Regions from separate parts of the Mus musculus genome. Here region 2 is linked to region 1. Evidence: chromatin loops called from intact Hi-C (ENCODE). Cell type or tissue: left cerebral cortex. All regions are shown on one strand. Links, peaks and the distances in the headings refer to the core of each region. The heading gives the core; the rest is flanking DNA. Region 1 has its middle 28 kb from the start of Gm52796. Region 2 holds the start of Gm33714 (a long non-coding RNA gene).

What was found. A loop is a pair of places that touch in the nucleus more often than their neighbours do. Peaks named below come from ENCODE experiments on the same cell type or tissue, not always from the same donor. Only the 100,000 strongest peaks of a DNase experiment are listed, where the experiment ranks them.
Region 2: a loop joins it to region 1, with 2.5 times the contacts of the local background. A loop is called at or near these places in 3 of 42 quality-filtered maps.

Annotation. Positions count from the first base shown.
Region 1 is chr5:144,636,429-144,652,837 of GRCm38, reverse strand. No RefSeq gene overlaps it. Among named protein-coding and RNA genes, the nearest start is that of Gm52796, 28 kb to the left of the region's middle. In left cerebral cortex, for the core only: no CTCF peak of the experiment used is centred there; DNase peaks (open chromatin) are centred at 4,963, 5,256 and 8,674; H3K27ac peaks cover 731 bases.
Region 2 is chr5:144,467,525-144,483,933 of GRCm38, reverse strand. Gm33714 (a long non-coding RNA gene) reads left to right here and starts at 4,135. Exons shown (of 5, transcript XR_868684.1): 1 at 4,135-4,256; 2 at 4,487-4,564; 3 at 16,332-16,409. In left cerebral cortex, for the core only: a CTCF peak has its summit at 8,849 (motif pointing right); a DNase peak (open chromatin) is centred at 10,667.

The DNA of each region.
Region 1 (16,409 bases), core at 4,420-12,419:
CCATGGAGCAACTATCTTTTGTCTTGTGATCCCAGGTCAAGTTTTGCTACAGTCACTTTGTATAACAAGATATTCAGAGACCCGAGTGACTCATGGTCATTTATTTCATGCTCATGGGCATGATGAAGATGATGGATGGTTGGGTGGCTGGTTGGGTGGATGAATGGATGATGGATACTGTGCGCTCCAGGTTTCTCCACTCTCCTGGAACTACAGATATTCTTCCAATCTGTGCTCACAGCAGCACATCTGCCAGATCCAGTCATGGGGCCGCTGACAATGCCAACAGTGCTGGGACTTGTCCCCACCCCAGATAAGAAAGCATTGTGAGGCACAGGGCAAACAAAGTGCAGAAGCCACCTAGTTACAAAAAAAGGACAATCAGAACAACAATCCAATTTACTCCAGGATGTTTGAGCAAGATAAGGGATTTCTGACCTCTGGAGGTGAAGAAACAGCAGGCCTGGCTCCACCTGCCTTTGTCTGCAGAAGCCACTCGACTGATGGATGTGACACCTGCCTTCCTAGGCAGGATCTTCCATTTTCTGGCCTCGGAGTGTTTTATGGACGTAAGAGGAAGGCTCTTCCATTACGTAATGTTCTGTGATCTGACACAGTGACTCGGATTTAGAGTTCCAGCCTGAATCCTCACACAAAGGACGTTCATTTCTAAGTTTTATTGTGCATTGTATTTGTCTTTTTTTTTTCTTTTTAAAATAATGACCCATCTACAACTTCTGAACAAACTGTAATAAAAGTGACAAATACTGGTACACGGTACACACATTGTCACTCTGGATTTACTGCCCCCCAACTTTTTTTCCTGGTAAGTCACACTAAATTTGCACTTTGGGGCTTCATCCATCACTCTATCTTTTAATGCAGTATCTAATCTCGCTGGTTCTTTTCTTCTGGTAACACAGCCTCTCCTGAAGTGCATTTTCAGGACTGATTTTTATCATTTGCCAATGTATTTAAAATAATGTGTGAGCTATAAATCAAAGCCCTTTATTGGAATACTGCAAAAGACGCTTACAACACAATAAATTTAGTACTTCGGATCCATTCTGGGAAATCTGACAGAAGAGTGACTGAGGCCCCTTTGAACTCTGAGGACTGGAAGCATTAGCTGTTCAAAGTGTTTTCTTCCATAGAGGCAAGTTTTAAGACTGCTGATGCACGGGAAGTCAGGAACGATGTGAGCTGGTACGACCCGGTAGAATCCAGATAAATTTCCTTTTGCATCCCAGCTGATTCATATGCTGCATGACTTTCTGCGAACTACGATCTCCGAATGGTCCTTGTGTGTAAACTGAGAGTGGAGTAAATGACACTTTCCAAACCTGTGATAAGAATGGATGAGAAGGCCCGTGTGGGTATTTCTGGTATACAGTAGGTGTTTAACATGTGTGACCTCGGGTTCTCTGCTTCTTCCAAGAAGGAATGACCAGACCTGTACAGGGTCTGCTGGAAGCCTCCAGCGTCCATGTGCTAAGTTCTTGCTTGCTCCACAGTTCGGAGCAGGGTCCAGCTGACCACAGAGCCCGCCCCGGACATTAGCAGGGCTACAGCCTCGTATTTCAACCTCATGCCATCCCTCAGGAAACTCAGCCCCTCCTTCAGCCTCATTTGTAAAGAAACACGCATCCCACAGGCACCTGAAAGAACCACTTCCGGGAAAGAATCACTTCCCTTGAGTACCTTCCTCAGAGCTGTTTCCAGGGTTTCTCCTGCTTGACCTTCCTCCTTCAGCTTCCGGTTCCTCCCACTCTAGTTTCTGTTTTTTCCCCACCAGCTTCCGTTTTTCTCCCATTTCTGCTACAGACTCCGTTGGTTGCTTCTTCTGACCCAGAACCTTCTACCCAGAATCTCAGTTAAATTCTGTATTGCAGGGGAGGACAACGAGGCCCCACGCTGTAAGTGTGGGGGAGGCGGGCAAGGCGGACAGACACCAACCAGCTTGGGTTTGTTTTGGGGAGTCTGATGCACAGCTCCTAATAGCCTCAAGGGGGACCCAGCAGGAAGGCCCCACAACCATCCTTATCCAGCCAACCTCTTCCTCCAGCAACTCCTCTCCTTCCTCCTCCTCTCCCTCCTCCTCCTCTTCCTCCTCTACCTTTCTTCTCCTCCTCTTCTTATTTATTTTTTGTCAACCCCATACAAGAGGAACCTCATCTGAGAAAATGCCTATATCACATTGCCTGTAGGCAGGACTGTGGAATATTTTCCTCGATTAACGACTGATGTGGGAGGGTCCAGACCACTGTGGGAGGTGCCAGCCCTGGGCAAGGTGGTCCTGGATTATATCAAGGTAGCTGAACAAGCCATAGGCAACTAGAATGCTCCCCCATGGCCTGCTTCAGTTCCTGCCCCCCAGGTTCCTGCCTTGAATTCCTTCTTTGACTTCTCTCTGTGGTGGGCTGTAACCTGTAAGCCAAATAAACCATCTCCTTGCCCAGGTTACTTTTGGTCACAGTGCTTTATCACAGGAATTGGAACTTAACCAAGACAATCAATAGTCAACATTGCAGCAGAACATGGTATCAGATTCCCAGTATCACCCAGTAAAACCTGTACTGTGGTCATCTCTCCCACATACACACTCTTTTTCTTCTATCTCCACCACCATTCTCCACCCTTAAGGCTCTAGCTAGATGCTAGGCAGAGGCTGTCAAGCTTGACCTGAGCCTCCCCCCCCCCCTTACCCCTGCTTCTGGTCTTCTAGTTTGTTTGTACAGTTTGTTTTTGTTCTGCCTCTTTTTTTGAGTTTGGATCTTTCCATGTAGCCCAGGATGTCCTGGAGCTTTTTGTGTAGACCAGGCTAGCCCAGAACTCTGCCTGCCTTTGTCCCAGCCAAGTGCCCAGCTCCTTGCTGTTTGAGCACATACAGCATGTGGACCTCAGGACCTTTGGACTCACCAGACACTTTTTCTCCTAGACACGATCACATCGGAGTGTCCAGTCTAGGGAAGGTTGTATGCACAGAAGGCCAGTCTGAGCATGGATGGCCCCATCCTAGATTGGCAGGTCTGGGGTCCCAGGTCGGGTGAGGGCACTGCCTCTATAAGCTGGGAAGAGACAGGTTTGCAGAGGAATGGTGAGTGTTCCTCACCAATTCTTCTCTTCCCTTCGTGTTTTCTCCCATGAGCAATGCTTTGAACGCACTGGCTGTGTCACTGCAGCAGGCAACCTTGCTGCTTCATGCCACCCTTCCCAAGTCCCTGGGAGCACCTGCCATGTGTCCCACTGCCTCCAGTGAGAAATCCCTGTTCTGGCTCAGCACTTTCCTCCATCTCTTCAACTGTTAAGTGCTGCGGCGACCTTGCCCATGGTCGGTTCTGCAGGGAGCTACATTACTGTGTGCCCTGCTTGAGGCTGAGGCTGAGGCTGAGGAAGTCAATGAAGAGGAAGCAAGCCTGCTGTGATGGTGCATCCCTGCAACCTCCGCTCGGGAGGTTTCCTACTTGGTTAACTGTCAACTTGACACACCTGGAGTCACTTCTCAAAGGAATCTCAGTAGAGGGATTGCTCAGATTAGATTGGCCTATAGCATGTCTGTGGGGGATTGTTGTGATTGCTAATTGATGAAGGACGATCCAGTCCACAGAAGGCGGTCCCATTCCCTAGGCAGCTAGCTGGCCCTTGTTTGTATAAAAAGAGTAGGTCAGCAAATGCCTCTCCTCCATGGTTTCCCCTTAAAATTTCTACTTGAGCTCCTGTCATGACTTTTCTCAATAACGGACTGTTGTGGTGGTGGGCTATTAATGTTACTCAGACCTCCTGGCACTGGCACAAGTTCCTTGCTACCCGCACAACGTTCTGGATTCCCGAATGAAATACACACACATACACACACACACAGAGAGAGAGAGAGAGAGAGAGAGAGAGAGAGAGAGAGAGAGAGAGAGGAGGGGAGGGGAGGGGAGGGGAGGGGAGGGGAGGGGAGGGGAGGGGAGGGGAGGAGAAGAGAGGAGAGGGCCTTATATTTAATATGCCTTAATCAGTTCAGTGGCTGGACTACTCCCAAACTTCCATGTTGTTAACACCTACCCTCCAATACTCCTTAATTATTACTTACTAAAATCTATATTCCATCCTTGCTACCCCAAACAGGGGAGGGCCCCCCTAGGGTCATCCTTCTCCGGCTCTTACATGATTGGTACTCTGTCTTCTGAAGCTCTCAAGCCTGTAGCTTACTTCTCAGGCCTGATCTTCCTGCTTCCACGAAATGGCTGTTCTAACTCCTCTCTCTGTCCTCTTGACCTCGAATCCTAACGTCGTCCCACCTCTGTCTCTCTGCCCAACCATTGGCCGCTGGCAACTTGATTTACCAATTGAAACCAACTGGGGGCAGGGACCCTCAGCGTCTCACATGAGGGATTCTCCTGCAATTTTGGGAACCTAATTAACAAAATACAAGTGTTAAACCAAATCCCCAACAGACTGTGATCTGGAAATATAAGCCAAATAAACAAACCATTCCCGCCCTGAGTTGCTTTTGGATAAGAGTGTTTTACCACAGCCATAGCAAGGAAACTAGAACAGGAGGGTCAGGAGTTCAAAGTCACCCCTGGCCACATAATCATTCAAGGCCAGCCTGGGCTATGTGTGATGCTGTCTGAAAAGGGGAAGTGGGGCAAAAGTGTTGAGAGACTCACTCATGGCTGTCTTCTTTCTGGGGCTAGAAACAAGGCCACCCTGAGTGAGGAGCTCCTCTGCGAAGTCACACAGCTAAAATAAAAGGGACAAATGGCGCCTAGCGTTGTTACCAGCAAGGCATTTGGGGAACATAAATTCCACTAGGAATTAGTCATTCTAAATTGCTTTATTTGGTTTTAACTTAGAATAGAACCTAAATTATTCAGCTAGGGAGGGGGAGGGAGGGGGCAGGAGCCAGTTCTAGGCCTGGCATCCACCTCACACTGTCACCGTTAGGAGAGCAGTGACATCTGTCTGGGGGTGGCCTTGGGAGCTGGTGGGCTGCCTGAGACCTTCTGGATTTGGTAAAAGCCCCCTGGGATGTGAGACTCAAGAAGCACGATTTTGCATCAGCAACACACCCATGCCTTTTACTCTGTCCCTGTTTGAGAAATGATGTCACTGTTCTCTCATTTAAAAAAAAACAAAAAAAAAAAACCAAAAAAAAAAAAAACAACTTTCTCTAACCATGTGTGGTGGTACAAGCCTGTAATCCCGGCACTCGGAAGGCTGAGGCAGGAGGATCGTGAGTTGGAGACTCGCCTGGACTATATAGTGAAACCAAGTCTCAAAAATAAAGCAAAACAAAACCAAAAAATCCTTTCCCTCAACCCCCATTTTACTCTAGCCACTGTCAGCTTTGTTGCTATGCTTTGAGACGAAACTCTACACTCAAATCCTCCGCAGCCCTGGCTTGCCTCTAGTAGGTTTTCCTGACTGATCCCACACTGGCTACACACCGGGCCTGCAAAGTCAATTCTAGTCCTCAGCCAACACAACCCAGCTAGGCACAATTCCTTATTCTGGGGGATCATTTTTCCTCGGTTTGCTGGACCCCGCATCTCCTGCTTAGCCTCCTATCTCACTGGTTGGTCCACCAGGATCTTCCCCTTCTCCCTGACAGACTCCTGTGGTTGCGTCTCACAGCTCAGACCTTAGACCTCAGTGCTAATTCTCTGGTCTACTAGCTTTCAAATCATCACTTTATCAATAACCCCTGAATTTCTGTCTCCAGGCTAGACTCTCCTTAAACTGCAGATTCACATGCACAATCGCCTTCTGGATGTCTCTACGTTGATGTTCAGTTAGATATCTGAAAATAATTCCTAGCCAAATAGATTTCTAGCACCCCAAAGCTGAGGCAGGAGAATAATCAATACATTTTCCTTAAATTTTCCTAGCCCTCAGCCAACACAACCCAGCTAGGCACAATTAAAAGAAAGAAAGAAGAAGGAAAGGAAAGGAAAGGAAAGAAAAGAGAAGAAAGAGAAGAGAAGGGAAGGGAAGGGAAGGGAAGGGAAGGGAAGGGAAGGGAAGGGAAGGGAAGCAAAGCAAAGCAAAGCAAAGCAAAGCAAAGCAAAGCAAAGCAAAGAAAAGAAAAGAAAAGAAGAGAAAAGAAGAGTCAGGTGGTGGCGGTGCATGCCTTTGATCCTAGCACTCAGACCACCTAGGTAGGTGGATCTCTGAGTTCCAGGCCAGCCTTGTCTATAGAACAAGTTTCAGGCAGCTAGTGATATATAGAGAAACCCTGTCTCAGAAAAAAAAAATCTGTTCTATTTTTAATGTGTGTGTGTGTCTCTGTGTGTGTGTGTGTGTGTGTGTGTGTATATCTGTGTGTGTTATGTGCATGTGTGTTCTGGGTGCCTGCAGAGGCATCTGATCCCTTGGAGCTGGAGTTACAAGCAGTTTTGAGCCACCCAATGTGAGTGCTGGTCACCAAACTCTGGTCCTCTAGAAGAGCAGCAAGTCCTAATCACCAAGCCATCTCTGTAGCTTCACACGTCTCTATATCAGTTTATTCATACGTGAAGAGGGGTACCCTGCCTCCAAGAGAACTCTGGTAAGCTGGTGGGAACAAGAATTAGACGTTCTTAAACCTAACGGATGGCAAGCATGCTGGTCCTGAGTCTAGGACACTGTCCAGGCTCTGTCCTGAGCTGGGACTGAACCTGCCGTGGAGGCAGAAATAGCAGGAATGGAGTCTAGGATCTGAGCCAAAGCCAGGGGAGTTGGTACCTGTTCTGTGTTGTGCTGTGTGGGTTATCTCCCTGACCACTGCTTCCACCATCAGTCCTTATGCAGTGGATACAGAGAGAACAAGAGCTATTCTAGCAGGCAATGAGGTCTTTGATGTCTAGGCAGGGGCTTTACCACTGAGCCACATTCTCATCTCAAAAACTTTTGCTATACTATGCCTGACTTTCTTTGTCTACGTAAAGTTATTATTTTAAAGTCAAGGTTCCTCTACACAGCCCAGGCTGACCTGACCTTGAACCCATGCTCCTTTGACTCATCCTCCTGTACTCTGGGATTACAGGTGTATGCTCTCACATATTGGACTGGATTTCTTGATTGGACAATGAATGTGGGATTGTGGGGTGTTCAGCTACCCCTCCTCAGCTGTGTGCCCTGTGGGAGACAGGGATATCCTGGGTCTGTGAGAATCCAGAACAGCCCTGGGAGGTATGCTTCCTGCAGAGGCCTGATCAGCCCTTCAAGTTGGCAAGTAATTAACTTGCCTAATTAAGGCATGCAGGCACAGGGCTCCTACTGGGATACTCCTGGGGAGCAGTGACATCCACCACTGAAAGGGTCTCAGGCTCTGTTGAAACTGCACAGCACGGGGGAGAGAAGATTAATTAAAAAGCGGGCTGAGGAAGCATTGCACCCTGGGAGTAAAGGCCTCGGTGAGCACCAGGGAAGGCTGGGGGTGTCCCTGGATGCCAGTGGGGGGTATGTGTGAGAAACTCCATCTCCCTGTGAATGGGGGGGGGTGCCTCATCTATTTGGGTTTGGGGATGGGGTAGGGAAAGAGCCACAGCGCATGCACGCCAGGCACCTCTTTGCTGATGGGCTATTTTTGCATGTAGTGCGTTAAATTTTGCTGAAATGCTGGGGTATCTTCTTGTCCTCCAAGCACGGGGATGGGGGGTGGGGTGGGGAAGGCTGAGCTTTCTGTGGGAAAGCAAGCAGGTTCTCAGCTCTGCCATGTACCTCTGAATGAGAGCTCCTTTCCAGAGCCTCCATCAGAGACCATCAGAGAGCTTCTGAAGAGCTAAATGGGGCTCTCTGCTCTGTCCTTGTCCTCTGCAGTTCTATGGGGCGGCGGTGGGGGGGGGCAGAGAATGGCATCCTGGGAGGTTGCTTCCTCTCCCCAGAGCGTGGTAGCCCCCCAGGTGGAGTGTGCTTAGAGCAGGCTCAAGGTTGTTCCTTCAGCAACTGCCAAGTGCCTGCTGTAAGCCTGATGTGATCCTATGTCCACAGATGATAGTGTGGAAAACATGGCAACATGGGGTCCCTCACAGGTAGGGTGGAGAAGGGGCTGGAAGGAGGAAGCCAGGGTGTGTCAGGTGGCACCACGCGATCCTTTAGGACTTAAGGTTAGAAAAGCAGCGTGAGAGCTGGCTATGAACAATCTTCTTGTAAGGAGGACGTTTATAGGCTGAGCTGTGTCCCCCAAACTTGCATGTTCAAGTCAGTTTCTGTTACTTTAGAATGTGATTGTATTTGGGGATAGATTCTTCCCAGTTCTAGGGATAGAACTCAGGAACTCAGAATATATAGATTCTAGATATATGCTCTACCACTGAGTCACACCCCAGTCCCTCACTGGGGGGATTCTAGGCAGGGGCTCTACCACTGAGTCATACCCCAGTCCCTCACTGGGGAATTCTAGGCAGGGTCTCTACCATTGAGCCACTCCCTGGTCCCTCACTGGGGGATTCTAGATAAGTGCTCTATCACTGAGCCACACACCCTATGCTTCATTGGAGAATTTGCACAGTTGCTATCCAGAGTCCCAGTGGAGAATGAATCAGAATTATCAAACAGTGTCCTCATTGACCTGCTCAGGGCTTGTCAGCCTCTGCAACTCCCATAGCCCAGGGAACTGAGATTGCAGGGCAGACCAACCGCCTCCTCCACTCCAGATCTGTAGAGAAAGAACGCAGTCATAGCAGAAATGGTGAGCGCCTCAGAACCAGCATTGGGAATCTGGCAACATAGTGTGTGGACTGCAGCTTCTATCTTGATATTAGGACAAGCTACTTGTGTTCTCTGAGAGTCTCTGTTCTTTCATTTGTAACGTGCTGGTCACAATGTACTCTTTGTAGGGACATTTTTGCAAAAGGAAGGAGAGGATGGGAACAGGACTAGGTCAATTGCAAACCCTCTCTGCACCACAGCTAGTGTGATAATTTCAGTTTGTGTGTGTGTGTGTGTGCATGTATGTGCTTGTGAATGTCTGCCCATGGCTGTATGTTTGTGTGTATGGGGGGGGGGGGTCAGAGGTTAACATTGGATATATTCCTCTATCATTCATTCCCTTATTTTTTTAAAAAAGATTTTATCTTTATTTTAAATTGTATGTATGTGTGTGCATATGACTGCAGAGGCCAGAGGATGGTACTGGATCTCCTGGTTCTGGAGTCACAGGCAGCTGTGAGCCCTCTGACCACTCACCCCTCTCTGCAACCTCTCCACCTTGTGCTTTGAGACAGCTGACTGAGCAGTCTAGGCTGCCTGGCCAGCATGATTCAGGGATCCGCTTGTCTCCTCCCACTCTCCCAGGGTGGGATTACAGACACTTGCCAGCACACCTGATTTTTCTTGGGACCCAAACTCAGGGCCTCATGCTCGCTTGGCAGGCACTTCACCAATGAGCCATGTCCCCAGACTCTAATTACATTTTAAAGCTCCTTTTGGGCATGGCATATCACTGTTTGCTGTGTACTGTCGTTTCTCTTGCTAAATGCAGACCAGCTGTTAGTCAGGGTCCCCTTGGAGCACATCTGCCCTTGACCTTGTACTGGCAGCCACCTCTTTCTTTATTAAAAAAAAAAAATCTCTGACAGATTGACTTCCTCAGTGACCCTCACACAGCTGTGTCTCTGCCAGACACAACCTGCTACGCACACCAGTCCCTAGCTATTACAAGTCCACAGACCCGCAACCTCAAAGGAGCCTTGGTTTATACCGCAGAAGCCCGGCTCCCAGAGCACGGGGAACACTCTGTTTGCCTTTGATTGAAAAATCAACAGTCTGGTTTTCTCTAACTTAATTTAGACATGAGTCCACAATTTGTCAGGAGATAAATGAATTCGGGGCGTTAGGGGAACCCAATTAAATGCTCTTTAGGTTTCTGTTGGGAACAGATGCGTAGTTCCTGGCCCTTCCAAGCTGTTGCCTGTGCACATGAGGGTTGGCTATGGGTTACCCATTCTGCATGGTGAGAGGGAGGGAGGAGAATCTACCTCTGGGGCTGTGCCAGCTGGGCCTTCTAAATAACTCTAGGGAAAGGTCCTGCCAAAAGACAGCCGTGGGACTGGGGAGATGGCTCAGTGGGTAGAGTTTTTGTGACAGAGGCGAAGACCCAAGTTTGACACCCCAAACCCACGTAAAAAGCTTAGTGTGGCAGCATGCGTCTGAAGCACAGCACTGGAGAAGGGTACAGGGACAGGGACAGGGACAGGGACAGGGACAGGGACAGGGACAGGGACAGGGACAGGGACAGGGAGATTCTGAGGTTTGCTGGCTAGCTGCTGGTATGAGCCCCAGCTTTAGTGAGAGAGCCTGTCTCAGAAAAATAAAGTGGAAGGTAACGGAAGAAGATACCTGATATCATTCTCTGATTTACACACGTGTGTGTGTGAGCACACGCACACATATGCGCACACACAAATGCACCCCCCCCAATGTATGTATGCACTCATGCAAGCACACACACTTCACACATGCACTCATACACACCGGGCCACACACTTCCACACAATTGAATGCTTACAGGTTCATGTAACACACGCAGCTACCTGACCAGCTGTGAGCACTTGATTTAGCACTGGAACATCTATGGCTGTGTCCAGGCTGTCCCAGCCCAGATTCGATGCTTGCCACCTGGACTTTTTTCCTTGCCCTACACACAAACCCCCAATAACCATCCCCTAGATCCAGAGCTCAGAGATTAAAGACAGCCCCTCTCCCTCCCAGATGGTGGCTGAGGAAGGCCCAGATTACATGAGATTTTGAGCTGGGGAGAGGCAAAGAGTTGGGCTCCTGAGAAGGTATTAAAACATAGCCTGGAGAGGCTCCATCTGTGACAGTGGCCTAGATAAAGCCCTTGTGGTAGTATCGGGGGTAGGAGAGCTGCCTTTCCATAGCCAGATAAGAACCATTTTGTATGTGTGTGACCTGTGAGCCCCAGGGATCTGCCTGTGACTACCTCCCCAGAACTGGGGTTACAAGTGTGTTTATCAGTACACCTGTATCTTGTTTTAAAACAGATTTCGGGACTCGAACTCAGGTCTTCATGTTTGCAAAGCGAACACTTTACAGAGTGAACCATCATCTCAGCCACAGAATTACATTGAGGGGACACAGTGGCCCTGAGCTGACACAGTTCCATTGGTAAAAGGATTGGGACTTCCACTAGGGAAGGATGTCCTCGTGCCTAGACAGGACTCTGTGTGGGGATCAGTCGTCACCATAATTCATATCCCAGCACCTTGGTGTGTGACCTCATCTAGAGAACCTTTAGATATTTATAATGAGGCCATTCAGGCAGGCACCAGTCCAGGCTCATTGAGGTCCTCATTAAAAAGGGATATTGGATTGAGCACAATGAGGTGTGCCTGTCATGCCAATATATGAAAGGCTGAGGCAAGGGGGTTGCGATTTTGAGGTCGGCCTGAGCTACAGAGTAAGACTATGTCTCCAAAAACAAAAACAAAACAAAAACAAAACCAACCGAATAAACAAAACCAGGCTGGAGAGAGAGTTTGGTCCAAAAACATGCTTGCTGTGCAGTCAGGATGCCCCGAGTAGGAGGAGAACCTACACTGTGCACACTTGTGATCTTGGCATGGGGAAGCAGAGGCAAGAGGCTCCTTGGAGATCTCTCAGCCTACCTCAGCCCACTTGACATGCCCCAGGCCAATGAGAGGCCCCGTCTCAAAGAATGTATGTTTCGAGGTGGACAGTGTTCTGAGGAGTGCCACCCAAGGTTGGCCTTGGCCTTCAGAAGCACACAGACACACGCACATAGGTACACACACAAAGAAAAGGTAAGTTTATTTGTTTTTAACAACAAAGGCAATAAAACAAAGGTAGATATTTGGATGTAGTAGGCATGCTGTCTGGGGCTGGAAAGATGGCAGAGCTGTTAAGATTTACTGTTGATCTTGCAGAGAGAGGACCTGGGTTCAGTTCCCAGCACCCATTTCAGGCAGCCCACTTGTAACTCCAATTCCAGGGAATCCCATGTCCTTCCTCCTCCCCCTCCCCCCCCCCCCCCGCCCCCTATCTTGGTTTGGGACCAAGATTTGGTGTAGGATCCGTCCTTCAAGGCCCCTGAAGGAAACAGCCTGGCTGACACATCGCTCTTGGACTTCAGCTCCTTAGGGCCAGGAGATGATGGATCTCTGTTGTTTTAGCCCTGCCTACCCCTAAGCTTGTACTATTTCTGCTTCAGCAGCCCTAACAAATGGATGCATGCTGAGTCTATGGAGGAGAGACAGGATAACGCAGGGAGGATTCTGGGATTGATTTCCAGCTAAGTGGTGGGTAAAGTCTTCCTTTTGGCTTTCTGTCCCCTCACCCACTTGTAAACCCTGTGTGTATGTGTGTGTGTGTGTGTGTGTGTGTGTGTTGCCTGTGTAAAGTAAAAGCTACAAAAAACAAAACAAAAGAAAGCCAGGCATGACAGTTCGTGCCTATAATCCTAGTGTTTGGGAGATGGCGTTAGGAGCATCATTCTCGACTATATAACATGAGTTCAAGGCCAACTGGGTTACATGAGACATAATCTCAGAACACAGAAAGCAAGGGGCTGGAGCAATGACTTGGTGGCTAAGAGCACTTGCTGCTCTTGCAGGGGATTCAGTTCAGCTTCCAGCACACACATTAGGTAGCTCACAACCTCTTGTAACTTCATCTCTAAGCGCTCCAGCTCCCCCTTCTGGCCTCCATGAGACCCTACACCGACACACCGACACACCGACACACACACACACACACACACACACACACACACACACACACACACGCATAGTTAAAAACAAAAAACAAACCTCAAACCAAACCACAACAAAAGCCAAATGAAAGGTGACTATGTAACTAAGGGTCACTTTTTGGACAGGCACAGATGGTCTCAGGGAAAGGATCTTGGCCTTGCTAGGCCCAGTGTCCAGGGACTGCCTGGCCAGAGCACTTAGGCCCACCTCACGCAAGCTCTGGCCCCATGATACGGTGATATTATTTCTGCTTGTGTTAACCACAGAAGTGATGGATGACACACTCTGGTGTTATGCAATCTCTGGAGCTTGTGAATCATTCAAGTGACTAACAGAAGGTACGGGAGGGCTGGGGAGCCCCTGACCTCACCACTGTAGGAGGGAATCTCAGTAGATTTATTGTTTTAAAAGGTTTATTTTATTTCTATTTTTCTCTCTGTGTGTCTCTTTCTCTTCCGTCGCTCTGCCTCTCTCTGTGTGTCTGTCTTTGTCTTTCTGTGTGTCTGTCTGTCTGTCTCTCTCTGACTCTCTCTTTCTCTCTGTGTATGTGCCATGTGTGTATATATAGTGTCAGAGGTCAGAAGAGATCCCCTAGACCCGAGTTAGAAATGACTGGGAGCCACTTCACAAAGGGATGCTGGGAATGGAACCCTGGGTCCACTGGAAGAACAGGAAATACTCTGACCCCTGAGCCATCTTTCCACCCTCAGTTTTTACTTGTCAGTGCTGGGATTAGAACCTAGGATCTTGTAATTATAGGCAAGAATCTGACACTGAGCCACATCTCTAATCTCTACAACTATACCTAGGTAAAAATGTATATATGTATTACTTTTGTTGATGCTATTTTTCTCACCCCTTTAAAAATTGTTTTATTACATTTTTATTCATTTGTTTTGTGGGCATGTGAGTGTGTGTGTGTGTGTGGGCCCACATGTGCCACGGTGCAGGGCTGGAGACCAGAGGACAACTTGTAGAAGTCAGTTCTCTTCTTCTACCACGTGGGTCTTGGGAATCAAACTCAGATTGTCAGGTTTGGCTGCAAGTGCCTTTAGCTGCTAAGCCATCTTTTTGGCCTATATTTATATTTATATTTATATTTATATTTATATTTATATTTATATTTATATTTATATTTATATTTATATTTATATTTATATTTTTACTTTTATTTTGTCTGAAAGAAGCTATGAAGCCCAGACTGGCCTCTGGTTCAGTCTCAGGAATGCTGGCCTATGCCACCAGTAGCTGTCTTAGCTGGAGTTCAGCTAACTGATGTTATGCTTCTTACCACCAGGGGGCGGTAGGGAGAGCATGGGGCCAGCTCAGGTGAAGGAGTCCCCCTGGAACTAATCAGTGCTCATAACTCAAATGAGAGGGAACACTCCAGACAGCTCATTATGAGGGCATTGCTCTCCTCTGCTTTTTCAGAGTTGGACAACTTCCACTCAAGCACAACAAAAAAGCTGATAAAAGGGCAGCGCAAACCCCTGTGGGCGAGAGGGAGTTTCTCCATTTCCGATGTTGTCCTTAATTCTTCTTCTAGAATTTATTTATTGGCTTATTTGTTTACCGAAGCACCTGGAACTGATCTTATGGCCTTGCACGTACTAGTCTGGAGCTCTACCACTAAGCAACTCCTCTAGGCTCTCACTGGGGGACTCTAGGCAAGGGCTCTACCACTGAGCCACGCCCCCAGCCCCTCACTGGGGGATTCTAGGCAAGGGCTCTACCACTGAGCCACATCCCAGCCTCTCACTGGGGGATTCTAGGCAAGGGCTCTACCACTGAGCCACACCCTCAGCCCCTCACTGAGGGATTCTAGGCAGGGGCTCTACCACTGAGCCACACCCCAGCCCCTCACTGGGGGATTCTAGGCAGGGGCTCTACCACTGAGCCACACCCCCAGCCCCTCACTGGGGGACTCTAGGCAGGGGCTCTACCACTGAGCCACACCCCAGCCCCTCACTGGGGGATTCTAGGCAGGGGCTCTACCACTGAGCCACACCCCAGCCCCTCACTGGGGGATTCTAGGCAGGGGCTCTACCACTGAGCCACGCCCCCAGCCCCTCACTGGGGGACTCTAGGCAGGGGCTCTACCACTGAGCCACACCCCAGCCCCTCACTGGGGGATTCTAGGCAGGGGCTCTACCACTGAGCCACACCCCAGCCCCTCACTGGGGGATTCTAGGCAGGGGCTCTACCACTGAGCCACACCCTCAGCCCCTCACTGGGGGATTCTAGGCAGGGGCTCTACCACTGAGCCACACCCCAGCCCCTCACTGGGGGATTCTAGGCAGGGGCTCTACCACTGAGCCACGCCCCCAGCCCCTCACTGGGGGATTCTAGGCAGGGGCTCTACCACTGAGCCACTCCCCCAGCCCCTCACTGGGGGACTCTAGGCAGGGGCTCTACCACAGAGCCACACTCCCAGCTCCTCACTAGGGGATTCCAGACAAGCACTCTACTGCTGAGCTATAACCCTGGCCTTCTTTTTCCTTTTAATTTTGAAACAGAGACTCATGAAATTTGTCCATACTGATTTTGAATTCACTCATTAGCCCAGGCTAGTCTTAAATTTGGGGATCCTCTTGTCTCAGTCTCCTGAGTAGGTGGATAGCAAGCCTGTGTTACTAGATCCCATTTCCTTAGAATAGTTCCAGATGGAGTGTCTCAGACCCCAGATGAGGTCTTAGACCCAAAGATGCCCTCGTGGTTCAATAATTCACCACAGAGCAAAAAGTAATCCGAGTTAATGAGCTTCACCCTCACTCCGTTCCCATGCGTATCTGTCTTAGCGGGGCATCATTAAAGCGTTAGCTTAGGAGAAGGACATCCTGTTTGCTCTTTCTTGCGTGGCCCGGATGCCTCATGGTGATGTATGAACAACTTCCTTCTCACTGCACCGAAGCCACCCCGGGGCTCCTCTAACCGTATGATCACTGAAATAAACATGGAAGATGAATCACACCCCCAAACTACCTCCTTGGAAAATTAATTTCTCTCATTGTTGGGAAACAACGTTTTTCCGAGTGGTTCCGTGTCAGTGCAGAGGAGGCTAAAGGCCTGAGTTGGTCTTTTTGTTTTTTTGTTTTTTTTTTGTTTTTTTTTCGTCTTGATTCATCTGTTGGAGTCTTCTGAGAATTTTCATTTTGAAAATGTAATTGACCGTACACAAAACAAAGGCCGCTGATGGCTTCGTGAGCGGGTGTGCGCGCGCGCGTATACAGTATTTGATGGGATAATTTTACCGCAATTTAATTACAACACTGCATGGCATTATCAATTCGTGTCCAATTAGGCTCCAGCCATCAACTACTGAATACATTATGAAGTTTGTTAAATCAGACCCATGGATGTCATAACCAACACCATAATACCAGAACAAAGATGTTATCACCAGGCGAATTGAACCCTCTGATCCCCATTGAAAGGTGGGCGTGCAAACTTAAAAGTACTTAAATGAAGAAATAGCAGCTTTACAATTCACACGGGCATGCACGTAAAATCACAGCATAACTCATGCAGCCACAGAGAGGCCATTAAGGGAAAAAAATGGAATAAAATAATAAATGGTGCACTGCCGAAGGAAAGAAAGGATCAGAAAGGTCCAGGGTGTATCTCCAGCTCTGAGCCACTCAGCTGCAGCAGACAGTTAGAATGAGGTGCGTGGGTTAGCTATATATTCTGGCTTAACAACTGATC
Region 2 (16,409 bases), core at 4,770-12,769, 170 kb after region 1:
GTAAGACCCGGCTTACTCAAGGCCCAGAACCTCAGGCTGCAAAAGCCCTCAGACACCCACCTTCTGCTCCTCCCACCTGCTAAAGGTCCCCCTTCACTCTGTGCCTGACTTAATTAGGCAATTACAGACCCGGGTGCATGCTTCACTTCCCGGCTGCGCGGAGCTGTGAGGAGGCTGAAAAGCTGCTTCCAGGATCTAGTGAGAACACCAGGTCCTTTGAGGGTTCTTCAGCTGAAACACATCCCCGTACCCAGTCACAGCCTCTCCAGCGTCAAGGAACACACAAAACTGTTTGTTCAGTCCTGGGGACACAGGGAAGAAAAGGCATTAGCATCCCTGCGGGAGCCCTGTTGGGTACCCATCAGCCCCTTGTCACTCAAGCACACCTCAGCAGCCAGACTCCCATGATGTACCTGACATCAGCAAGCTGTCTGCCTGCTCCATGCCTGGCCACCTGATGAGATCCACCTCATCTTCCATGCCACCACGAATGGTTCATGTGACCCAGAGGGTCAGCCTGTTGGTTGAGAGACTACCCAACCTTGTCCATGTGTTCAACATCATGTATGGGAAATTTCCTCATTTGTCTGAAAGAGGTTCAAAAGAAGATGGGATAGCAGTTGCAAGGGACGGAGCTGTAGATGCTGTTTTGTCCCCATAAATACCTCACCCTGACATTCTCTCCATCAAACACCCATTCCTTTCTTGTTCCAGTTTTATTGACTTAGTTTTATCTCATTTATTTACGCTAGGGACAGGCCCAGGGACATGCACACACCAGCCAAGTGTTCTAGCATTGAGCGACTTCTACTCTCCTTGGAGACCTGTTCTCCACAGACTCAGCCAACTCTTGGTTGGCATCCTGATGTCACTGAGAGCTCAGGGCTATGACTGCCATCTGTACCCTCTCCGTGGGCATCCTGAGGGCTTTATAACATTCTAAGTCCTCCAGACTGGCACCCTCTCAGTGCCACTGAGTACCTTGTTTGGTTAGCTTTTGACAACTGTTTACTTTATTCATGGAATGGAAGCAAGACAAGAACCCAACAGGAGATGTCTCAGAATCACACACACACACACACACACACACACACACATGCACATAAAGAAATGTAATGTACATTTATCTGGAAATTGCCGGGTGCTGCAAGAGCTCACTGAGAAGCTGGCTCTGAAAGAGGAGTTGCCCCTGTTCAGCTGACGGTGTTTGTCTCAAAGTGTCCTCAAAGCCCTTTGCCTGGGGATGGACTGGTACCTTCACTGTGTGAGGGGGAGAGATGAGAACAGCAAAACAGCCCAAAAGGAAAACCCAGTGTCCTTAAGAACAGGTCACTCTAGTAACAGGGGTTGCTGAGTGCTTATCCTGTGACATAAAAGTGCCGGCTGTGGGTAAGAGAAGCCAGGAGTCCCGCCGTGGGAAGCCCGTCCTGGAGAAGAAACTCAGCAGGGATCTCCAGCTCATTGCCTCGACCTCCACAGTCGACTTCTGGAGTCTGTGAGTGCTCCATTAGACGGATGCGGTCCCTGGGGTTATGCGTCTTTTCCATGGAAGCCACACCTGAGGGGACACTCTGCATTCTCCAGGACCCCTCTCTACTGAGAAGCCTGGCTGACTGCCTTAACGAAGCTTCCTCGGTTTGTTTCTGCTGGATATTCGGAGCACCTGGCACTTTGCTACCTCTCCTCCCACCTCCCTCTAGATATTTACTCTTCTAGTTAGGCTCGCTGTGTGTATATTTCATAAACTCACCCATTTAAAACAAAAAAATGTATGGCTCTCAAAATCTATTCCTTAGACCATATAGAGCCATCAATCAATCAATCAATCAATCAATCAATCAAACTTGATTCTGAGCTTTGCTGTTTGCTAGATGAGGATCAAGAATACACTTTTAATGTTAAGATATTTTCTGTTTCTAGTTGATCTGGACAGGACCCATCATAAGTTTGAGGAGCACCTGTATGTTTAAATGAGGTCAAGGTATCACACCAATTGTTAACATTGCTAACTTACTATAAACTAGTCGTTAGTCAGTAGGTGAACATTTACCAAGAGACACACAACTCAGGAAGCCAGAAGTTTCTGGGTAAAAAGTCTCTCTCTCTCTCTCTCTCTCTCTCTCTCTCTCTCTCTCTCTCTCTTTCTCTCTCTCTGTGTGTGTGTGTGTGTGTGTGTGTGTGTGTGTGTATGCACCATGGGAGTGCAGTGCCCCTGGAAGCCAGCAGAGGGCATCTAATCTGGAGCTGAAGTTATATGCAGTTGGGAGTTGCCTGAACTGGGTGCTGGGTGAAGACCCCCAGCATAGATAAGGCTGCTGGGAAAGCTGGACATGATGCTTGTACTTCTAATCTCAGTACCCATAGGCTAAAGGAAGATGTGATGGTTTGTATACACTCAGCCAAGGGAGTGGCACTCTTAGGAGGTGTGGCCCTGTTGGAGTAAGTCTGCCACTGTGAGTGTGGGCTTTAAGACTTTCATTCTAGCTGCCTGGAAGCCAGTATTCTGCTAGCAGCCTTCTGATGAAGATGTAGAAGAACTCTCAGCTCCTCCTGCACCATGCCTGCCTGGATGCTGCTATATTCCTGCCTTGATGATAATGGACTGAACCTTTGAACCTGTAAGCCAGCCCCAATTAAATGTTGTCCTTTATAAGAGTTGCCTTGGCCATGGTGCCTATTCATAGCAGGAAAACCCTAACGAAGACAGAAGAGGGCACACAGAGTTCGAGGCCACCCAAAGCGACATAGACAGGACTTGTTTCAAAAACAAACAGCAAAAGGCACCGTGCTTTGGTTTCCAGAGTCCCACTCCTGCCTGTGTGCAATAGTCACTCTTCCATAGTTCTTCCTGGCTCCAGGACACTCCTTTGGATGTATTGTGCTAACATTAACAACCGCTAATTAGCATTATCATTCTTGTTAATTTAACTAAAAGCAGTACTTTGTCCAAAAGAGGTGCAGATGGTGGTAACCAAAAGCTAATCAGGCTTCACCAACAAGACCCACGGAAATCCAGCCATGTATGCTCATGTGCTGATGGCCTGCTGGACACGACAGCGGAACGTGGGGACACTGTTTTGATTATGCATGGTTTATAGCGGGGGCCTCCACACATCTAGAGCCTTGTGGCAAGCAGGAATTTGCCCCATTTCCTCGAGACATGTAATTATGACAGTAATTGTCAGTATCACAGTCTCTGTTCTCCTGTCATCTGCCCATCTTCTTTAATAAGATAGTGATCTGAGCTGTCTCAAAAGGAGGAGGAGGGGGGGAGGAGGAGGAGGAGGAGGGGGAGGAGGAGGAGGAGACAGCAGCAATGGTAGTAGCAGCCATCACTTGCTGAGTGCAGTGGCCTACGTTTCTATTCCCAGCACTCTGGAGGCTCAGTAGGAGGGTCCTAGGTTCAAGGTCAGCCTGAGTTGCAAAGCAAGAACCTATCTCAGCTAAACCAAATAAAAGAGTTAAGGAAAGAGTAGCAGGTCATACCCCAGGCCAGTGGTTCTCAGCCTTCCTAATGCTGCAACCCTTTAATACAGTTCCTCACATTGTGGTGACCCCCCCCCACAACCATAAAACTATTTTGTTACTACTTCACAACTGTGATTTTGCTGCTGTTATGAATCATAATGTAAATATCTGATGTGCAGGATCTCTGGGGGGTTGTGATCCACAAGTTGAGAACCACCTCTCTAAGAGCCTTTCTTAGTCTGGCAGTAAGTATTTATTTGCCTACATGCTATCCTAACCTCTGGGCAGGTTTCTGCTGGGCACTGGCTCCTCTGAGCATCCGCCTGTGAAGCCGGTTTGGCATCACTCCCACAAGCAATTACCAAGGCTCTGACCACTTGAAGTCACAGCCCCTATCAAGTCTCACCAATGAGCACACTTCCAGGAAGCAGGGGGCAGCACCCCACCCTCTGCCACCTGGAATTTCACTTTGTTCCGGCGCCAAGCACGGAACTGTGTGGTGTCTGGGCACTAAAACCATTTGTGGGAAAAGGATACAATGTACAAATGGCTGCGTTCCCTATTAGGAGTTTTTTTTTTTTTTTCCTTCCCCACTCGATGAAAAGGGTTTTCCCTCCTCCAATTGGCTGCAAGCTCCATTCAAGTAAAAGCACAAAGACTGTATTGTTCTGCATTGTACACACAGGAAGACTTTTAAGAGAAGGGTGTGGGCCTGAGTGATGGTTCTGCATCCATCCAGGAAGTACTTGCTTCTTAAGCACAAGGCCCGGGTTGAATCCAGCTCCTCTGTAAGAAGCAGGGCAAGGCAGTGTGGCTTTGTGATGACAGCACTGGGACTGGGGAGGGGGAGACAGGAGGATTCACCCAGTTCCCTTCCATTCTTGGTTGACAAGGAAGGAAAAAGATCTGGAGGTGTGTTGAAAGGGGGGAAAATCAAAGGAGTGGAGAGAGCACAGGGAGGAGTGGGCAGAGAGAGGGGTAGGATGCTTGACCGTCTGTCTGTCTGTCTGTCTGTCAGTCCATCTGTCTGAGACCAGGGCTCACAAGGAAGAAGCAGAAAGATGAGAAAGAAGAGGATGAGGAGCAAAGGGAGACGGTAAGTACCCACTCAGCATTATGCTAAGGAAACAGAGGTGAGCACGGCCCAGCCTCTGCCCATCCATCAAACTCCTTGGTCCTCACATGGCTTGAGACACTGGATGAGGTGGTCAACGTGGTCCAGCTCCAGCAGGGAAGTGTAAGAGGCTTTTGCAAGAGTGATGTTGTATCCAATTGTAAGAGGCCAGGGACAGCAGCTCAGCCAGCAAAGTGCTTGCCCAGCAAGACAAGGAGCTGAGTTCAGACCCAGAACACAAGCAAGAAGCCAGGTGCAGTGGTAGGCACCTGTGTTTAGGAAACCGAAGTCATTATATAGCTTCCCCCAGTGCGCGGTTACAAAGGGGCTGAGCCAGAAAGAAGCCAATGGGGGTGGGGTTGTTGTGAGATGGTGCATATTCTAGTTTTATTTCTGTTGCTTTGACACGATATCTCAACAAAAAAGCAACATGGGAGAAAAGACTTATTTCAGCTCACAATTCCAAGTTACCATCCCTGTAGAGAAATTACAGAGGCAAGGCAGGAGCTTTGGGTAGGTGGTCAATTAAGACTGAGAATGAATGTCTGTATGCTTCTTGCTTGCTTGCTTGCTTGCTTGTGCTCTCCTTGGTTTCTCCACTATAATTCAGTTCAGGACTCCTTGCCTAGGGAATGGTGTTTCCTGCAGTAGACTGGGTCTTCCCACATAAGTTGACTTGCTTAGTTAAGAAGATCTTCCCCAAATATGCTCACAGTCCAATCCGGTGTAGACAATTCTTCAATGAGATTCTTTTCCTAGGTGATTCTAGCTTGTGTCATGTTGACAATTGAAGCTGACCATCCCGTTATATGAGGTCTTGGAGAACGAGTAGGATTTTGACAGAGATGGTGGGACAGGACACTGAGCAGCCCAGAACAGCATGAATAAAGTTGCTGAGACAGGATATGAACCAGGGAGGACGGCCTTGAATCAGGGAGAATGATGTGTTTATTGTAGTAGCTAATGGGCAGGCAGGAGATACTTCTGGTAAGGCTATGAGCAGGATCTATTGTAGTAGCTAATGGGCAGGCAGGAGATACTTCTGGTAAGGCTATGAGCAGGATCTATTGTAGTAGCTAATGGGCAGGCAGGAGATACTTCTGGTAAGGCTATGAGCAGGATCCTACAGATCACAGAGGGCACTGGCCACCACGATGGAGACACTACTCCTCCATCTTGGCTCCAGGGAAACAACTTCCACTCACCTAACATGCCATCTGTTTGATAGAGACATTGATATACTTTTTGTGGAAAGAACCTTAAGCTGGGGCTGTGAATGGTAACCCAGTTGTTAAAGTACTTGCCTTGCCAACATGGGGACCTGACTTTAATCCCAGGAAACTATATATATATATATATATATATATATATATATATATATATATATATATATATATCTCAGGTTTTTTTAAAGCAGCTATGGCTACACATGCTTGTAAGCTGAGTGCTGGGGGAAGCAGAACTGGGTAGATCCTTGTGGCTTGCTGGCCAGCCAGCCTGGCCTAATTGGTGAGTTCCAGGGCAGTGGGAAACCCTGCCTCAAAGCAACAAGATAGATGGTATCTGAGGAACAACAGCCAAGGCTGTTCTCTGGGCACCACATGTATGTGCACTCATGTGTATTTGTATTTGTGTGCATGTGTGCATGTACTCACAGGTACACACGTACACACACACACCACCATCTCCACCACCACCACCACCAACAACAACAACCCAAGCACAATGCTGACTCCCACAGCCATGACTGAACATATCCTGCATCCAGCCTGGGGAGGGAGCTATATAAGCAAGCTTTGATGTCACCAGGGCCTTAGTAGTGAGCCCACTCTGGGAGCCATGGTGCAGTCGTGAGATCTCATGGCAGAGGGTAGGAACTAATATGCAGCTCCTGCTGAACCATGCACTGATGTGGAAACGTAAGGGTTCTTTGGAAAGCCAGTTGTGTCGGGTGATGTTTTGCTGGGACAAACACGTGAAGGAGTGTTTTCCTGAAGCAGACACAGGTGAAAGGATGTTTTGCTAAAGCAAGCATGTAAAAGGACACATGATGAAGGATTTTTTAATAACAACACACATGCATTAGTCTGCCTTACATTGCGTAGTTGAGAGGCATTTTGTCAGGACTCCATAGAGAGAAATGCACCAAAAAACTTTGTGTGGTGTGCGATGGTTTCTTGACACTTCCTTGGGCTGATTGGCAGAGTGATGTCAGCTAAGACAGACTCACATGGAGTTTTGCTGAGGCAAGACGCATGGTAAAGCAAGATCATGTGTGGAGGACACATGATGTTTGGAGGGAGTCTAAATAGGACTCAATGGACCATGAGAGGGGCCTGGTTGTAGAGCGAGCTCTGCAACACTTGTTGGTCTTGAGTCTCCACTGATCTTCGCTTTGCAGAGAGATGCACAGCCAAGAACTTCTCCTGGCGTTCCTGCTGGTCCCTCCTGCTGACTTGTGCTTAGGCTGAGGCCTGGCCATCTCTGCCTAGGTAGTGCCACCATTGCGGATGCATTCTGCTATCCCTGCCTGTCAAATTGGACTGCTGGTATAGTTATGAAGTATTTGTGAGTGGATCAAGCTGCTGCTGCTGCTGCTGACCTGTGATCTGAACTGCTGACTTTCTGACACTGCAGACAGGAGTTGCTCCAAAGAACCATTTCTAAAGAGATCCACTTCCCCCGTATCCTTTCTTTCCCACTACCTGTGATGGGCGGTGGGCTAGAAGGAAGGTTAAAGCATTTAAGAACCATCATTAAAAGTAGGCTTTGAAAAACTTAAAGCTATAACTTATCATTAAGGGATGCCCTTGCCCCAGCCAGGACCCGCTCCTGACCCCTGGTCTTGTCTGTCATTCTCAGTTAAGGGAACCTGTAACTACACACCAATCGTGCTACTCAACAGGTCTAGAAAATGGCTCCATCTTTCTTGATGAGACCAGGACTCGCATGAACGTCAAAATTTCAAAGCATCCATACTCTGCTCACAGACCCAAGAACTTGCCAGAATGGATGCAAATTTCCATACGGCGAAGGAAAGAGTGAGTCCCCAGGCTTGCATTGAATCCTGCTACCCTGGGTCTTACGTTATTAAAACTTTATAGAATTCTTTCACAGCCTCCTCCCACGAGACCTTCCCACACTGGCAGGCACACACTTTGGAATTTATGCTCTCTCTTCTCCCAAATTGAAGATTTCCTGTCTTTCCTTGCTGTATCCCATTTGGGCCAGAGTAGAACAAATTACCTTGGTGGAATAAGTTCTTACTAGCTGCAAGAAAGAAACTAAATCCACACTTGAAGTAAATCAGAGTGCTGTGTTGTGAAGCTCATCTGGATAGAACAGACCAGTGACTCAACCCACTCAGGAGGTAGCAAAGGGTGTGTGAGTGAACACACTATTCTACCATCCCTGGGAGCTGGGCTGGGAAACTGAGGCAATGCAAGGGGAGATGTCAAAGGCACCAGTAAGCAAAACCTGAAGAGAAAAGGAGGCCTTTAAGGAGGACCTTGGGATAGGGTAGGTTGCTTTAACTCTATTACTGGCTGTTTGGGAAAAGGGTTGTGGTTTAATTCAGCCTGGGAATGTAGCTTAGCTGTAAAGGAATTGCCTAAAACCCCTCAGTTGGGGCAGGGTGTGTGGCTCAGTGGTAGAGCCCCTGCCTAGAATCCCACAGTGAGGGGCTGGGGCGTGGCTCAGTGGTAGAGCCCCTGCCTAGAATCCCCCAGTGAGGGGCTGGGGCGTGGCTCAGTGGTAGAGCCCCTGCCTAGAAGGGGCTGGGGGTGTGGTTCAGTGGTAGAGCCCCTGCCTAGAAGGGGCTGGGAGTGTGGTTCAGTGGTAGAGCCCCTGCCTAGAAGGGGCTGGGGGTGTGGTTCAGTGGTAGAGCCCCTGCCTAGAATCCCCCAGTGAGGGGCTGGGGGCGTGGCTCAGTGGTAGAGCCCCTGCCTAGAATCCCCCAGTGAGGGGCTGGGGCGTGGCTCAGTGGCAAAGCACCTGCCTAACATCATGCGCATCTCCTTTGCATGGGTTCAAGGACAATACAAATTGAATTAGTTTAAAGCACTGGTTATTTCCTCCATTTTTACTACTTCCAAATAAAATCCTAGAAAGTGGCATAAAACCAGCTACAGAAGAAGCTGGGTTTCTTCTAAAACTAGGCTTGGTCATTAGACAGAACTTCAGATTCCTCTTTTTTTTTCTATTTTATTTTATATATGGATATTTTGCCTGCATTTGTGTCTATGCATTGCATGCATGAAGTGCCCAAGGTTGCCAGAAGAGGGCATTAGATCCCTTGGAACTGGAGTTACAGGTGGTTGTGAGCTGCCATGTGGTTGCTGGGAACTAAACCCAGGACCTCTGGAAGAGCAACCAGTGCTGGTAACCACTGAGCCATCTCTCCAACCCAATCTCAAATTCTGAAATCCCTTGTTTTTATGACTTGGCAGAAGAGAAAACAGAGAAAAACCCCAGGGGCAAAGGGGCATTCCAGAATCCCCCACCTTATAACAAAAAGTCACCTCCAGGGACTTTAATGTCCCCAAACATCTTCTCCTCAGTTCACCTCCAAGATCCTGACCAAAGAGAAGCCAATTCACCATAGCATGCACAGGATGGACAAAGAAACCGAAGGTGTGCAACCTGAGAGTCTTTGTGAAGCCAGCTTCCCCTGGAGGGGGGAAGAGGGGGACTTAGGCACCTGTCCCTGATATCAGACTCTCCTTGGAGTCTCTGGGGTCCCTTCATGGCTCCCAGCTCAGTATTCAAAGCCTCATCTGCCAGTAGGGGCATTGTGGTTATACCAACACCATCCTCATCAAGCTGGGACTTTCTTTCTTTTTTTATTATTTCTTTTTTTCTTAATTGGATATTTTCTTTATTTACATTTCAAATGCTATCCCTAAAGTTCCCTATACCCTTCCCACGCCCTGCTCCCCTCCCCACCCACTCCCACTTCTTGGCCCTGGCGTTCCCCTGTACTGGGGCATATAAAGTTTGCAAGACCAAGGGGCCTCTCCTCCCAATGATGGCCGACTAGGCCATCTTCTGCTACATATGCTGCTAGAGACACAAGCTCTGGGGTTTACTGGTTAGCTCATATTGTTGTTCCACCTAGGGTTGCAGACCCCTTCCAAGCTGGGACTTTCATGGTCTTCCTTCCTATCAGTATAAAGGGTGCATGAGGAGCTGAGCATGGCGGCTCACACCTGCAATACCAGTAGCCAGAGGCTGGGGCAGCCTGGGCTACATAATAAGCCCCTTCCCCAGGGACAATGAAAAATGACTTTAGTTTCTAAAGTCCCTCCGATACTTCATGGACATCTTTCTTTAGTACATCCTAGGAGCCTCTTTGTCCTGGTTACAACTTTCCAATCTCTGGACGGCATGGCAGAATAATGAGAGAACCTTATTGGTACTTGGGGAGACAATGAATCCATTGTGGTGTGAGAAGCGTGGAAACCCACCCTTGACCAGGGCCGTTCTCTTGAGGACCATGAGAACACATTATTGCAACTTTAAACATTTGGAGCTTGGCAGAAAGAAACACCATCAGGCCCTCATCAAAATTCCAAGACTTATCCAAAAGTGCACCTCCAAACTTTTGGGAAACCCTAAAATAGAGAGTCGTAAACTGGGTAAAGTGGTTCATTTTTGTGATCTCAGAGATGGAGAGGCTAGGGCAGGGAAGTCTTCAGCTCAAGGTTATCTGCGGTGCAGAGTGAGACTCCGCACGTAATAAAGCAACGCCAATAACAGCAGGGGTTGGGGTGTTCCTGGGTGGTAGGATACTGGCCTAGACTCCTCCAGTGGGAGGCTAGAGGTAACTCCATGGTAGAACACTTGCATAGATCCTTGGTTCTGTCTTCAACACTGCAATCCATCAGTCAATCAAGGAAGCAAGCAAGCCCAGTCTTTGCTCATAATTGGAGAAAACTAAGGGCAAACGGATACATGTAGCAGCGCTGTCACGAATTATATTTATTTTGCTCTAAAATTACACACGACCTAGCAAAGGAGTCGATCCACTCGCATACCTCAGGAGCGTGATTCAGCCCTTCTTGGCGCTAAAAGTGACAGTTTTCTTCTCCAACGCCCTAAAACAAATGGATGTATTTATATCCTCCTCGGTCTGCAAATCCTCACGGTGTGAGTGGGCTGTTTACTTTAAAGACCAGACAGGAGTGAGAAGAATCACGACTGCTCTGCTCCAAGGGTTGAACACTCTGAGCAAGCAGACAAGAACCTCTGGGGTCTGTGTTACCGCTCACCCTTCGGGAGTGATGCTGAGGGGGACAGGACCAAACCCCGTGGCAGATGAGCTCCCAGACTCTTTGCTTTGCCCATGTGAATATGAACTCTTTCATTTCAGAGCTCACATACAATTCAGACCCGTCCCCCTGATGTTTGGCTTTGTTTTAAGGTAGTGCTGGGATTCACCACATAGGCTAAGCTGGCCAGCGAGCACAGCAGTCCTCCTGCCTCCATCTCCTGAGCAGGAACCCCAAGCCTGTACCACCATGTCTAGCTTCTTCACATGAGTTCCAGGAACTGAACTCTTGAGCTCATGATCCTCCTGTTTGTGCCTGCTGAGAGCTGGCATGCCAGGTGTGCACCATCTCCCCCTTTTCTTTCTTCCCTCTTTCTTTCTTTCTTCCTTTCTTTCTTTCTTTCTTTCTTTCTTTCTTTCTTTCTTTCTTTCTTTCTTCCTTCCTTCCTTTCTTTCTTTCTTTCTTTCTTTCTTTCTTTCTTTCTTTCTTTCTTTCTTTCTTTCTTTTTAATAGCACACCTTTGCAAGATGTCCATGTGGACCAAGTGAGTTCAGAGGAAATGGTTTCTACACAGTGAGGCTTGAGTCACCCAGGCATTGCAGGGCACAGATGCCCACAGTAGTCACTAAAACAGGCCCAATGGGCTGTGCTTCCTGTGGGATGCTGAGCTGAGCAACCTAACAGAGAACCAGTGTCTGGTGTACTTCTGGGATGAATGGGTCGTATCTCGATATTCACGTTAAGAAAATACTTGAATGGCACAGCTGGGTTCTAGCTGATTCTCTAGGTGTTGTCTTATTTTCCTTCTCCAATGTTTGGCTATAGTCTTCATTTTGTGAAGAATGGACCCATGACAACAGATAATAGATAGATAGATAGATAGATAGATAGATAGATAGATAGATAGATACATACATACATACATACATACACGGATGGATAGATGATAGATAGATAGATAGATAGATAGATAGATAGATAGATAGATAGATTCATGGATAGATACATAGACAGATAGATGAGAGATAGGTAGATAGACAGATGACAGATAATAGACAGACAAATAAATAGATAATAGAGATAGAGAGATAGATACATACATACATATATACATACATAGACAGATACATAGATACATAGACACATAGATAGATACACGGATGGATGGATAGATAGATAGATAGATAGATAGATAGACAGATTAATGAATAGATACATAGACAGATGGATGAGAGATAGGTAGATAAATAGATGATTGATAAATCGACGATAGCTAATAGAGAGAGAGATGACAGATAATAGACAGACAAATAGATAATAGAGATAGAGAGATAGATATAAATAGATACAGACAGACAAATAGAATTTTATTTACTTATGAGAGGGTTCATGCCACAGCACTGTGTGAATGTCAGAGAACAATTTGCAAGAGTCTACTCTCATTTTTCATCATGTGGGACCAGGAGATTGAATTCATGTCAGCAGGTTTGACAGCAAACACCTTTGCCTGCTAAGCCAACCTGCTCACCCATAGATGTTTGGGTTTTTGTTTGTTTGTTTGTTTGTTTTTAATCACAAATAACTTGATGTGTGTTTTCAACTTACATGTGCATCAATTCGCTTTGTTTTGTTTTGTCTTGGAATACCAAACACCTGGTACCTGGTGACAGCTGCTGTGCACAGTACCAGGAATGCAGGGGGAACCCATGCTGATGACCAGAGACGCAGGTGCTGTGGAAGTGAGTTGTAATGGACTCACACCTTCTTACCTTACAAGCTAGCACAGAGACTGAACTCAGTAGGTGCTCAATAAACCTTTAACTAACTGGCTGGAGATGTAGCTCAGTCAGTAGAGTGATTGGCTACCACACACGAAGCCCTGGATTGTATCTCTAGCGCTATATACACCTATAACCACAGCACTAGGGAGGGAGAGGAAAGGGGATTAGAAATTTAAGGTCATCTTTGGCTGCATAGTGAGTTTAAGACTAGCCTGAGCTACATGAAATTCTGTCTTCTTCTTCTTCTTCTTCTTCTTCTTCTTCTTCTTCTCCTCCTCCTCCTCCTCCTCCTCCTCCTCCTCCTTCTCCTTCTTCTCCTCCTCCTCCTCCTCCTTCTTCCTCTTCCTCTTCCTCTTCCTCTTCCTCCTCCTCCTCCTCCTCCTCCTCCTCCTCCTCCTCTTCTTCTTCTTCTTCTTCTTCTTCTTCTTCTTCTTCTTCTTCTTCTTCTTCTTCTTCTTCTTCTTCTTCCTCTTCTTCTTCTTCATCCTTGATGCAAATGGATGGACAAATGTGTTTGACAGAAGAAAAGAACACAAGTCTCTAAATGCAGCCTGGATGTGAAGAGAATCGGAGCTCCAGAGATCAGAAAGTTTTATTAAATTTTAGAGCAATCCTGCAGGCTGCCTGGACAGGGCAACATGGGACCCAAGTCTGGAAGATGGAACAAAGCTGTAAAGAGCACCCAAAGGGCTGGGCATGGCAGTCTCTGCCTGTTATTCTAGCACTTGGGAGGCTGGGACAGTGGGGCAGGGCAGGGGGAGTTCAATGCAAGCCTGGGTTACATGCTAAGACCTTGCTGCAGAAACTACAAAGTGACATCATGATTTCATGTAATTATAAAATGGGAAGATGGCTCAGCGGGGGAAGGGTTTGCTGTGTTGGGTCCCCAGGACCCAGGTAAAAAGCTGGATGTAGTAAGAGGCAGAGACAGGAGACTAGAGGCTCCCTGTGGGGAGTTCCAGTTCCAGGGAGAGACTGTCTCAAAGCAAACCAGAGGGAGAGTGATAGACATTCTTTCTCCCTCGATGAGACGGCTGTGGAGACTTTGAGAGCCCAGTCCTCCTTAAGCTGAAACCCTTTAATACAATTCCTCACATTGTGGTAACAGCCCCAACCATAAATTTATTTTTGTTGCTACCTCATAACTGTAATTTTACTACTGTTATGGATTGTAATGTAAATCTACCTGTTTTCCACTCCTGTGAAAAAGTTGTTTGACAACTGCACAGGGGTCACGACCCACAGGTTGAGAACCCCTGAAGTAACTGCTCTCCAATATGAAAGAGACCTCCCTTCCATTCAATACATGGCTCTCACCCAGCAACCAGCCTTCTAGCTCCAGCATCACTGTGTTTTGACAGCTGCTAGGGCATTCCCAGCAGCATCAAAACAAACTTGTTTGTCTCATCTAAGACGAGAAAAATATATGTATTATTTTTCTTTAAGATCCCTGTTCCCCTGACAGCTTGTCTTTGCTCTCAAAATTTGCAATGAAATGTTCTGATGAGCATGGATTTCATCCATGTTCTGCCCAAATCCTCTCATCTCATGAGCTCCTAAGCCCCTGGCTTAACCACCAATCTCCAAATATGTATGTGGCACTGCCATAACAAAGGCCCACAGTGGTGCTGGGGAAAGGAGCAGGTGACTCCTTTCTTTGCAGGCATGAGTGTTATTTTAACCTCAGCAGGAGCAGAGGGAGCAGAGGGGGAGGATTTCTGGGGCTCAGCATCTTGACTGTGTTGATTGAAGTGGAAAGCTCTGCCCACAGTGGGTGGCACCATTCCCTAGACAAGGGATTACATAGAATAGAGAAAATGAGCTAAGGTATGCATGCTTGGATGCCTTCATCCTTCTCTGCTCTTGGCTGTGGATGAGACGTGACTAGATGCTGGATTATAACTTGAAACTGTGAACACCCCAGAAAAGTCCTTTCTCTCCTACATTGCTTTTGTTGAGGTATTTTATCACAGACATGGGAGGAGAAACTAAGACACATAAGAAGTCAGGGATGATGACTCCCTTGTAATATTAGTTGTGGTGGTTTGAATATGCTTGGCCCAGGGAGTGGCACTATTTGGAGGTGTGGCCTTGTTGGAGGAAGTGTGTCACTGTAGGTCTGGGCTTTAAGACCCTCATCCTCGCTGCCTGAAAGTCAGTTCTCTCAAAGTAGCCTTCAGATGAAGATGTAGAACTCTCAGCTCCTCCTGCACCATGCCTGCCTGAATGCTGCCATGTTCCTGCCTTGATGATAATGGACTGAACCTCTGAACCTGTAGCCAGTCTGAATTACATGTTGTCCTTATAAGAGTTTCCTTGGTCATGGTGTCTCTTCACAACACTAAAACCCTAACTAAGATACTAGTGCTGGAGGCTGTGGAGGCAGAGACAAGAGGACCTCGGAGCTCACTGGCCAGCCAGCCAAATCAAATCAATGAGTTCCAGGTACCAGACAGAATCATGTTTCAAACAACATGGTGGGTGGTGCCTGCATCGTCCTCCGGCCTCCTCTGATCCCATCTGTACCACAGCTCTATGTCCTGGCCCTGACCCTCCAGGAGGGGCACTGTGGTTTGGGCAAGTGAGGCTAGATGCTCAAAGTTGCTCACTAGCAGGACACAAAGCAAACACTAACCCAGGACTGGTTTTACCCAAACCTGGAGTATCCACTCTGGGATGGGGGTGGAGGCACTGAGAACTTCATCTCTAACCCTTCGCTGTCCTTGTTCCCAGAGACTCAACGGCAAAGTCCCTGAAATCCCACGGATCCGAGGGCAGTCTCGGGGACAGAGCTCATATTTTACCCGGAATGACAGGGCCCTGTCTCTGTGGGAGAATTTAATCTCAAAGCAGGATGCCCTTGTGGAAGACGCCATCCAGTCCAGGCAACTGCAACCCAATAAGCCTCTGACTGAATTAGACTCAAAGAGCTGTGGTGCTGATGTGAGGCTTGGGGAGTGGCTGGCTGATGGTTGAGCAGAGTAAGCCAGAGAGACGAAAGACAAAACAGAAAAATAATATAGCTGAATATGGCCAATTTCTGTGAAAGGTCTGGAATGAGAGAGAGTTGATTCATTCCAGTGTAGGACTATTTTTAACCCTTCAGAACCGGTTAAAAATCTTTACCAAGGGCGGGGGAGACAATTTCCTCTGTAAAGTGCTTAGCCACGCAAGCATGAGGGTCTACGTTTGTATCTCAAGGGCTTACATGGAAAGCCGAGCCTGGCAGTGCACACCTCTAACCCCTGCACAGAGGGGACCGAGACCCAGGGATTCCTGGAGCTCACTGGCCTGCCAACTTCAGCCTAATCGATGACCTCCAGGCTCAGTGAGAGACCCTGCCTCAAAATTAAGAAGCAGAATGATGAGAAAGATACCAGACAATGATCTCTGTCTTCCACACTCATCTGAACATATAGATTCACACACTTCCCTATACCTATATATTCACAAACACATGCACATGAAGATTAAACATACTTATTCATCATTTATCAAATATAATTACTTACTTATCAAATACATTTATCTATTTATTAATAAGTCAACACATCTTATTTATCTACATATATATTTATTATGTAAAAATGATGTAATACAAATATAATTTATTAATAAATATAAGTGTATTTGCTTAATAATAAATATATTCTATAAATATAACATAACATATATACAATAGATATAATCTTCATCTAGAACTGGAAGTGTTGGCACAGACCCGTAATCCCAGCAATACGTGTCAGAAGCAGGAAGACCACTCAGTTCAAAGCCAGC